2 separate regions of the Homo sapiens genome follow, and region 2 is linked to region 1. Evidence: chromatin loops called from intact Hi-C (ENCODE). Cell type or tissue: dorsolateral prefrontal cortex. All regions are shown on one strand.

What was found. Peaks named below come from ENCODE experiments on the same cell type or tissue, not always from the same donor. Only the 100,000 strongest peaks of a DNase experiment are listed, where the experiment ranks them.
Region 2: a loop joins it to region 1, with 12 times the contacts of the local background. A loop is called at or near these places in 102 of 110 quality-filtered maps.

Annotation. Positions count from the first base shown.
Region 1 is chr10:122,296,065-122,301,064 of GRCh38, forward strand. It overlaps BTBD16 (BTB domain containing 16), which reads left to right. Exons shown (of 16, transcript NM_144587.5): 8 at 1,704-1,773; 9 at 2,940-3,070. Among named protein-coding and RNA genes, the nearest start is that of BTBD16, 27 kb to the left of the region's middle. In dorsolateral prefrontal cortex, CTCF peaks have their summits at 2,884 (motif pointing right) and 3,094; DNase peaks (open chromatin) are centred at 2,887 and 3,567; H3K4me3 peaks cover 827 bases; H3K27ac peaks cover 2,645 bases.
Region 2 is chr10:122,433,263-122,438,262 of GRCh38, forward strand. It overlaps a transcript of PLEKHA1 not described here. Among named protein-coding and RNA genes, the nearest start is that of MIR3941, 19 kb to the left of the region's middle. In dorsolateral prefrontal cortex, CTCF peaks have their summits at 2,156 (motif pointing left) and 2,356; no DNase peak of the experiment used is centred here; H3K27ac peaks cover 2,723 bases.

The DNA.
Region 1 (5,000 bases):
TTGCTAGCGGCAGATAAAAAGGGAAACTTGATCAGTGATATTCGATGCAAACTAGATAACAGTTTAAAAAACAATTCACTTGGGAGAAGTACAACTACTATTAGTATGAAAACTGTGGATGTCTTCAGCAGATGACCCCAAGCAACCTAATGGTCAATGTCCTCAAGAATGTCTGTAGAGTAAATGCAATAATAAATCTTATAATGTTTTTTTCTTGGTTTTGGCAAAAGCGGCACACCAAAATGCAACTCAGTAAAAGCTACTCTCCAGGGATGTGGTTGTTGGTGGTAACAAGACCCCATCTGCCTTCTGGTCTGGCCTTATGGAAGGATACATTTTAGAATAAGTGCAAGAGGTACTGGATGTCCTTTAAGCCTCTGCCCATGAGCGGTGTGTATATCAACTGAGTTTAGGACAACCATTGAGTCATAATGAGTTTAAGGTTGTGCTTCCGTATGAGATCCCAGTGGCTACTCTCGGGTGCCCTGCTCAATGAAGTGAACATACTTCAAAGCAATTTTGCTGCAGAGAGGTTAGTATTAGCTGTGAAAGTTCAGTCACTGAAACATCTGTGACCCTACCTGCCACATAGCACGTCTACCACACTCCATTCACCTCGGCTCATGCCCTCCTTGGAGGGAGGCAAGGAACCAGGTAGAAGGAAGTCATGCAAATCAAAGCTAAGGGATTATGTGGAGAGGAGCAATCAGGGAGACTTCCAAGAGGAGGTGATGCTGGAGCTGAGCCCAGACGAACTACAATAGTCAAAGAGGGAGAGAGAGGGGACAGTGTGGAGCAGTGTTAAACAACGGCACTGCAGCTGTGCCAGCCCTGACATTCCTTCAAAGTGTGGCACCTGCTCCTGCCCCAGGGCCTTTGCACATGCTGTTTCCGCTTCTTGGAATGCTGGTCTTTGAATCCCTGGCCTGGCCTGTTCTTTTTCCTCCTCTTTCAGGTTTTAAGTGCCTCTCTTCTGACTTCTGGTCACTTTTCTGATTTAACCACACTAGGCTGAAGTCTCCATCATCTGCCTTCCCATCACACCTTGTTCTTTAACTTTTTAACCCTTAACATGACTGCCAAATGTGGTTATCTGTCTGAAAGTTGACTTAACATGTCACCTCACTGGCCCATCAGTTTTGTTCTTTGCACACCAAGGACCTCTCCAGGTGCCTAGCACACGGTATGTGTTCAATGAATAGATCCTTCATGGGTGGGTGAGCCAAATCAACAGGTCCTAGTCATGAGCTCGCAGAGACCTTCATCTGAGAGCTGCTCTTTGATTCCATTTGTGCACAGAGAGGAATGGGACTTGAGGCCCCTCTGGTGGCACCATAAGGGTCTGTACAGGAAGACAGTCCTCAGGCAGGGGGATGACCAGATGGCTATGTTGGCTAAAATCAAACCTCATCTCAGCACCTGGTGGCACTTCAGCTTTGAGCAATAATCCTTGTTCCCTGCTATAGGGTTACTTTGTTTTCTCCTGAAGGATTTGATTTCTGGCCTCATCTCCCAGCCCAGAGCTATTTCTAACAAGCCATGTTGGTCTTGTCCTCTGGCCAAATGTCCATACCCCTAAAGCGAGGCTCCCTTCCGTTCAAAAGTCTGCTGCTGTCCTGGAGTTGAATGAGAATCTCTGGGACTTTCCGCTTCTCCAAAAGCAGTGTGGGGTTCCTCCAGAAACTGCAGTTCTCTCTCTCCAGGTGCGTGGATGTGATGATAGCCAGACTCAAGCCAAGCACCATCAAGAAATTCTACGAGGCCGGCTGCAAGGTGAGAACAACCCAGACGGGGCACATCGCCCCTTGGGGGGGCCTTCAGGAGCAGCCTAGATGCTGGGATTTTACCCACCAGGCCTACTTCCCCCCAGAATATCTATTTGAAGTCATCAAATATTTTATTTTGCCACATGAACACATTTGTGTGTTTTTTTTTTTAAACCATCATTTTATTTTTTTAAAGGATGTTTTAACACCAAAAAAATAGAAAGACTTTAATCTTAGATGGGGGAAGAAGCAGCATAGCCTTTCTCACCGAAACAGCCGAAGACCTTCCAGAACATTCTTGCTGGAGTTGTGAGGTCTAGATTCACCTGGGTCTAATCAGTGTGTCAGGGTTAGGAATAAATGATAGAATCCAACCTCATTCTCAGAGGAGAAAACAGAGCCAAGGAGGGCAGCAGCCTGCCCAGGGGAACCAGCTGGGTCCAAAGCCCAGGCCTCCTGACTTCAGCTCTCTCTGTATGGCCACCAGTGACCTGGGGGGGGATACCAAGCAGCATGCCACAGTTCTCCCATCATCGCGTCCTCCCCTTCGCCCCACTGGTAATTCCAAGGCCACTTGTGGTGGAAACTGCATCCTGGTCAGCATTTCTCAGCAATGCTTGGGCTGCAGAAGGACCCCAGGCCCAGAAGCTATTCGAGGTGTACTGAAGCTCTCTCAAGGTCCCTGGCTCTAAGACGCCTTTTCCACTTTCTCTGCCCTTCAATTCCTGCTTTTTGGGTGTGTTCATAGCCTCAGAACTCCTGCGAGGTACACCCCTTGGGCCCTCCATGATCAGCCACTGACTTGAACTAGTGGGCAAAGCCTATGGTCAGGTTGCCTGGGTTTGCATCCGGCTCTGCCACTTACGAGTTGTGTGACGACAGGCAAGAGCAGGAACCTGGGAGCGTCAGTTTCCCCACCGGTGACCTAGGGATAACAGTGAACCCACCTCATAGGTTTTCGCTGAGGATTGATTTAAATCAACTGAGTGCAGCGCCTCGAGCATAGAAAACACTTAGAAAAGGTATCTGCTGTAATTCATGTATTTTGTAGAAAAGGTTTGAGCGCCTCTGCAGTGACTCTCCCTCTGAGCACACGTGTAGTGTCGTCTCAGGCCAGCAGAGGGTGCCAAGAGCTCAGGACTTCCTTCATCAACTGGCTTTTTTTTGTCTTAGTACAAGGAAGAGCAGCTCACCACCGGCTGCGAGAAGTGGCTGGAAATGAACTTGGTTCCTCTAGGGGGGACGCAGATCCACCTCCACAAAATCCCACAGGACCTGCTCCACAAAGTGCTGAAGTCCCCCAGGTCAGAGCTGGCTCCCAGGGTGCGGCCCCTGAGAGGGGGATGGGAGAAAGTAGGGGCCAGGCTGGGGAGGGAGGTGCTCTGATGGAGGCTGCACCCCCACCTTAAGCTTCCTGCCCTCCTGGACAGCTGAGCCTTGGCTGGGGCTGGAACTCAGGGTGCTGTGTGTGGGGCTGGGGAGAGGGCTCCCTTCTCGCTCCTTCTTGTGGGTAGGAACCCTCTGAGTACCTGCTGTCTCAGGTATTTTCACCTGGGTGCGAAAAATGAAAGACTTAATTACCTAAGTAATTTTTAGAAAAAATCCTGACAACATCAATGCACATTCATTTTAGAAAATGAAATCTCTCACCCTAAATCAGCTTACATCTCCGGCGCTGGCACCTCTGCTGAATAACTCTACACCCACGTATCTGATCGCCTGCTTGACCTCTCTGACAATTAAGATTAAAAGCCATCTCTCGGTGCCCCTGCCCTGTCCTGCACCCCAACCCTGCCCCCAGTGTTCCTCCACCATCTGACTAGCGGATCAAGCTAGACCCTTGATAGTCCTGGACGCCACTTTGACCATACCCCAACCCTGAGGTCATTTCTACTTCCAAATCAAGTCCAGCGCTATGGGCCTCGCTCCATGGGTAGCAGCCCCAGCCCAAGATCGGAGGTCCAATGTCTCTTATTTTGGACCAAGGTGACCTCTAACTGTCTTGCTTCTGGTCTGGACCCCCTTCTAATCGCATCTCTAGCCAACAGCCTTTGCCTCTGGTGACCTGGCTCCTTCAACTCACACAGCATAAGTGCAGCCACGGGGCCCCCCCTGAAACTTCCCTGATGAACACCTCCCCATACCGGGCCTTGGTTCATGCCCATCCTCCTACCTGAAATGCCTGTCCCCTGCCAGGCTCCTTCTCCCTTACAGAAATTCATGGAGATGTTTCCCAATGCCGGGCTTTTTAGGTTATTTCTAATGTTTTACCAATATAAATAGCACACTGGTGAACATCCTTCAACATTTGTCTTCATCTCAGATTCTTTCCCACATTAAATTCCTAGAAATGAAGTTACTAAGTCAAAAGAACTTTCTATTTTGTGTTAGTCTCTTAAACATTTTTATTTGAAAATAATTTCAAATTTAACGTTGCAAGAATAATGCATAGAATATATACAATATATAATGCATAGAATATATGCAATAATGCATAGAATATATATTCTATGCAAAGAATATTTGCATAGAATATATACACAATAATGCATAAAATATATAGTTACACCCAGTACTGCCAATCACCCTAGAGTTCAATTTCTGCCCTGCTTGCTATATCATCTGCGTCTCTACGTGTATCTACATATACACTTGTTTTTTCTGAACTATTAATATTAGGGAGTAATTTGCGTTTATTAAGTTCCTTTACTCCACATGCTTCAGTGTTTATTTCCTAAGAAAAAGAATTTTTGAAAAATATAACTATAGTGCAGTTATCAACTTTAAGAAATTTACATTGATGTAATACTTTAATGTCATTTGCCCAATACTGCCTTTTATAGCATTTTTTCTTTCTTCAGTGCTGTTTAGGACCACTTAGTTGTCATATCTCTTTAGGACTCTATTTAAAAGGATCTTGGTACCCATTTCCAAGTTACCAAAATTTTATTACCTCTGAGTAAATTTCAAAAGTGAAAACTAAATTATGCTGAAAATCCTAGTAGAATATTAGAAAATGAGGGTTTACTCATGTGTATGTGTGGAAAGTGTTCTGATTTCAGAAATTAGATTTGGAAAGATTTATTCTACTGTTGATGTGAATTGGCTATGTAGCATGCAATGCCCTCACGTTTACAGAGATGGGAGGCAGGTAGAACAGAGTTCTGGGACAGAGGGAAGGAGACCATATTCTCTAGGAAGCCTCCAGGAGTCCCAGCCTCATGCCAGCCCAGG
Region 2 (5,000 bases), 140 kb after region 1:
TGACGACTTAAAGATCAGCTAGGCCAAGCCCCCACCATCAATGCTAACTGAGATAAATTGAGACCCCAGAAAGGAGGAGGATTTGCCTGGCCCATGGGGCACGTTAGCAACGAAGCTGTAACTGTTGGCTTCTCACTGTACTTGGGAGCATCATTAGGATCTGTGCCCAGGGTGTAGCTAGAGTAATCCAGCCAAATATACCAGGTTGCTTCCTAATAACCTATGGCATTCCGCACCTCCTCTCCAAAACACATAGGCTTAGTGTTCTTTTTTTTTTTCTCAGTCTTTTTCTGAAGGCCATTTGTTGTGTGAAATGGCTTTCTTCATCTTAGACCTTCAGATCTCTGTTGAATCAAGTGACTTGTGAATGTCTAGCCATGCAACAGCAGCTCACGTACTTCCTGTGTGTGTTCTAATATGCTGCTGCTACAAATGGATGGAATACATTGTCCTAGAATGCAAGGACCTTGAGGTTTGTGTCTGCGTTTCACCTGTTAGGTTTTCTGTAGTTCTGTTAGACGATGGATATGTTTATGTTTGATACCCCTTTATTGCAGCATGTTCAGCACTTTCAAAAAGGAGAGCATTTAGTATTTGGTTCTATTTAGGAAGGGCTTTTAATTATTTCCAAGAACTTATCTAGGTTTAGCAAATGAAGCTTTAATTTTTTTAGTATGTCCTACCTATTTTTCTGAAATATTATTTTCTTACCAAAAGTGCCATTGCGTGTGTAAGCCATGTTTTCTTGTTCACGCCAGCCATGGGAGGTGATAATAGCCTGGGTAACAATTTCAGTCATACTTGTCCAGGAGCCTGCTTCCTTGAAAGTGACTGATGTTCCGGTGTTCCTTTCTTTCCCATTGGGTCTTGGACACCTGATTGTTACCATGGTGTTTGTCCACTGCTGCTATGGTCTTGTTGATGCTGCTCCAAATATGTAGCTGTGTTTTCTGGATACATAATTTTTATTTAAAGCTTATTCCTGGACACATTTTGTCCATTTTTGAAAAGATCTAAACTAATTTGACTAGTAGAATTAGGCTAACAATACATGGTTCAAGGAAAAATACTGCCTTTTGTAATAAAAGTTTCTTCTTGCCTAGTGTCTCATTGGTCTGAATATAATGGCTGTCTTAGACCCGGCATCCTGGCGCCTGTCTTCAACTCTAGTTCTGCCGTATGTGACTTTAGGCAAGTGTGTGTGTTTCGGAACTTCATTTTCTACATTATATAAAATGGAATTGGATAAAAGCTACATCTGTCTTGGTAATTATTATTATTAACTGATGCAACTTTTTTTCCTTTGAAAAGTATTTTTTTTATTATTTAAGTTTTAGGGTACATGTGCACAATGTGCAGGTTAGTTACATATGTATACATGTGCCATGCTGGTGTGCTGCACCCATTAACTCGTCATTTAGCATTAGGTATATCTCCTAATGCTATCCCTCCCCCCTCCCCCCACCCCCCAACAGTCCCCAGAGTGTGATGTTCCCCTTCCTGTGTCCATGTGTTCTCATTGTTCAATTCCCATCTATGAGTGAGAACATGCGGTGTTTGGTTTTTTGTCCTTGCGATAGTTTACTGAGAATGATGATTTCCAATTTCATCCATGTCCCTACAAAGGACATGAACTCATCATTTTTTATGGCTGCATAGTATTCCATGGTGTATATGTGCCACATTTTCTTAATCCAGTCGATCATTGTTGGACATTTGGGAAAAGTATTTTTAATGTTTTTATCCTAAACCCAAAATAAGAAGGGAAAGCTGTAAACATTTTTGCTTTAACAAAAAGGAAATCCCTTTCTTAGCTTTTCTTTCACTTCTAGTTGCAGTTCAGGAATTTTCTGTAAGTGGTGCTTGTACCTTTATCAAAAGTTCTGTTAACAGTTGGTGAGGCAAGAAATATTTGTATCAAAAATGCAAAGATATGACAGCTTAATACCAGATCTCAGTGTTCAGAAGTTTAGTCCATATAGGATTTGTGTATGTTATCTATTTTTTAAATGATTAAATTGTATGTTTTAAACCTCAAGTAAGACACATGTTGAAAATATGGCTGAATTGAGGCTAGCATTTACAGTTTTGATTGATGAAATCTGTATTTTTTGATACATTTAATAGTGCCTTACTGTGGTATATTCATGTGGTAATAGCGCCACCTTCTGGTTATATCATTGCTAAATTTAAAATTTGGAAATTTGGAGTCTGTTTATTGCCTCCATCGTAGAAAATTAGATAAGATATGTGATTGCCTAGGATAGTTTTGAAATTAATATAAAATTCAAACTAACATTTACAAATTATAAATTTTTTATTTAGAGATGATTGTAGGTTCACATATAGTTGTAAGAAATAAAACTTTCCAAACTTTCAAAATGGGGAATATTTAGTATTTGGTCCTATTTGGAAAGAGCTTTAATTATTTCCAAGAACTTACCTGGGTTTAGAAAATGAAGTTTTGGTTTTTTAATTATGTCCTACCTGTCAATTTCTGTTTCTGTAAGAAATAATGTAGACCCACACGCCTGTAGTCCCAGCTATTCAGGAAGCTGAGGCAATTGGAACACTTGAGCTTAGGGGTTTGAGATCAGCCTGGGCAGAATAATGAGACACCATCTCAAAAAAAAAAAAAGAAAAGAAAAAGATATTGTGTACCCTTTACTCAGTTTCCCCCCAACAGCATCTTGAAAAACTAATACAATATTATAACCAAGATACTGACACTGATACAGTCAAGATGCAGAACAGTTCCATCATCACAAAGGCCCCTCTTTGTTGTTCTTTTTATAGTCACATCCATCTCCTATTCTGCAGGTTTGGAAGCAGACTTAGCCACTTGTCCAGAGTCAGATTAGGCTTGAAATGTATCTTTCTGATACCAAAGTTTGGGCTCTTAACACACTACTTCTACTGTCTCAGTAGAAGTCTTGAAAACTTCTCTTTTAAAATAGTACTTCCAGATTACTAAATGAGTTGAATTCAGTCTGTTTTCAACATTTCTAGAACCATACTATTTCAAATGACATATTATTTATACATACCTTTAAATTTAACATTTGAGAATCAATCATAGGTACGTATCAAATTACAACTTCCCTGAAAGATTTCAAGCCCTGACATTTGATAAATAAGGTTACCAGAATAAATAGTAAGTAACAGATTGAAATAGCTTTAAGATGCTGGATTCTTGCTTTGGAAACAGCTATAGGGCCTGGTTATAAAGATAATCACTTGGTATAGGCTAACAGGTTTTTTCCATGTGGAGAAGCTTTGACCTGATGGAGTTGGGTCAATTGGTGTCTTCAGTGTACGACATGCAGCACACAGGAGACCTAAGAAGACGACAAAGATGTCCACGAGGAATCTGCCGAAAGAAAATATAAAGTAATATGTGATAAAATCTAGCATGGAAAACTACGCATCAGAGACTGAGATGGCCCATGGGTGATGGTGTGGGTAAGATAAGTGTTGTGATGGAGAGGGCCTTTGGGGGGTCCCATGAGAGAAAAAGGTACTTCTAAGTAAAAGCCATGTGACTTTATAAATTTCTAAATGTTGATTCAGGGGTCCTAAGTGATGGAGAAAGTTTACATTGTTCTCTTAAGGCTCCATTGCCTCTTTCCCTCCCGAACTGTGGTATGTATACCTCTAATGCACGTTTTCTTTAGTGGGGAGGAAAGGAGGGGCTGTGGAGAACTTTCCATGGTCAGGAACTTACATCAGCCTTTTTTTTTTTTTTTTTTTTGCCTGTCTTTGGTACCTTATCTTCATGTTATGAATGTAACCTATTCCCTGTGGAAACATTTATTATTATTTCCAAATAGGGCCTTTGGTCCCAATGGCGTCTGTTTCTTTTTGACTTCTACATACGTCATGCTCACGGTCTTGGTTCGTATTGTCACTCATGCCATTTTTTCTTCCCATTTGCTTTTTGCCTGTCTAGTTTGAAGGTGGAAGATTTTCCGATGAATCAGATATGGCAAGTGAAAGGAAGTGAAGAATTAAGGGTAATGACAAGGTTTTCAGCCCGAACAACTAGAAGCCATGAACTGAGGTAGCAAAGATTGCAGGTAGAGCAGGTTTGATGGAAAAGATCATGATTGCAGTATTGGTTGCAGTATTGAGTGTTAGGGTTGACATGTCAGACATCCAAGTAGAAATGGCAGGCAGGCAGTTGGATATGCAAATTTGGAATTGAGAGAAATCATTATTGGAAATAAAAATGTGGGAGTCTTCAAAGTATTCGGTGCTATTGAAGGCTTTGAAACTGGATGAGATCATCTTTAGAGAGAATGAAGATGAAAGAAGAAAAGAGAACCATGGAATGAGCCCTGGGGCGCTCCAATATTAAGAGCTTTGGAAGAAGAGGAGGAAGTAGCCATGATGAATGAGAAGGTGTGACCACCACATCAACAGGATATCAAGAGTACGTTGTGTCTTAGAAGCCAAGTGAAGAAAATGAAGTGAGGAGGAGATCGGATGTTTCAAATTCTGCTCGCAGGTCAAGTTAAGAGGCAGCCTGAGAAATGCCCTTTGTGTTTGGCAACGTGGACAGTACAGATGTCATTGGTGATCTTGCCAGGGCCTGTTCTGATGGAGTGGTGGGGACAAATAGAACTCTTTTTGAGGCATTTTGCTGCAAGAGGACTGGAGAAAGGTGACGGTTGCTAGTAGCAAAAGTAGTCTTTTCTTCTTAAGACAGTGGCTTGGCCAGACACGGTGGTTCACGCCTGTAATCCCAGTTTTGGAGGTCTAGGTGGGAGAATAGCTTGAATCTAGGAGTTCAAGACCATCCTGGGCAACATGGCAAAATCCCATTTCTACAAAAAATACAAAAATTAGCAGGGTGTGGTGGCGTGCATCTGTAGTCCCAGCTACTTGGGAGGCTGAGGCGGGAGGATCACCTGAGCCTGGGGAGGTTGAGGCCACAGTGAGCTGTGATTGTGCCACTGCACTCTAGCCTGGGTGATAGAGTGAGTCACTGTCTCAAAAAA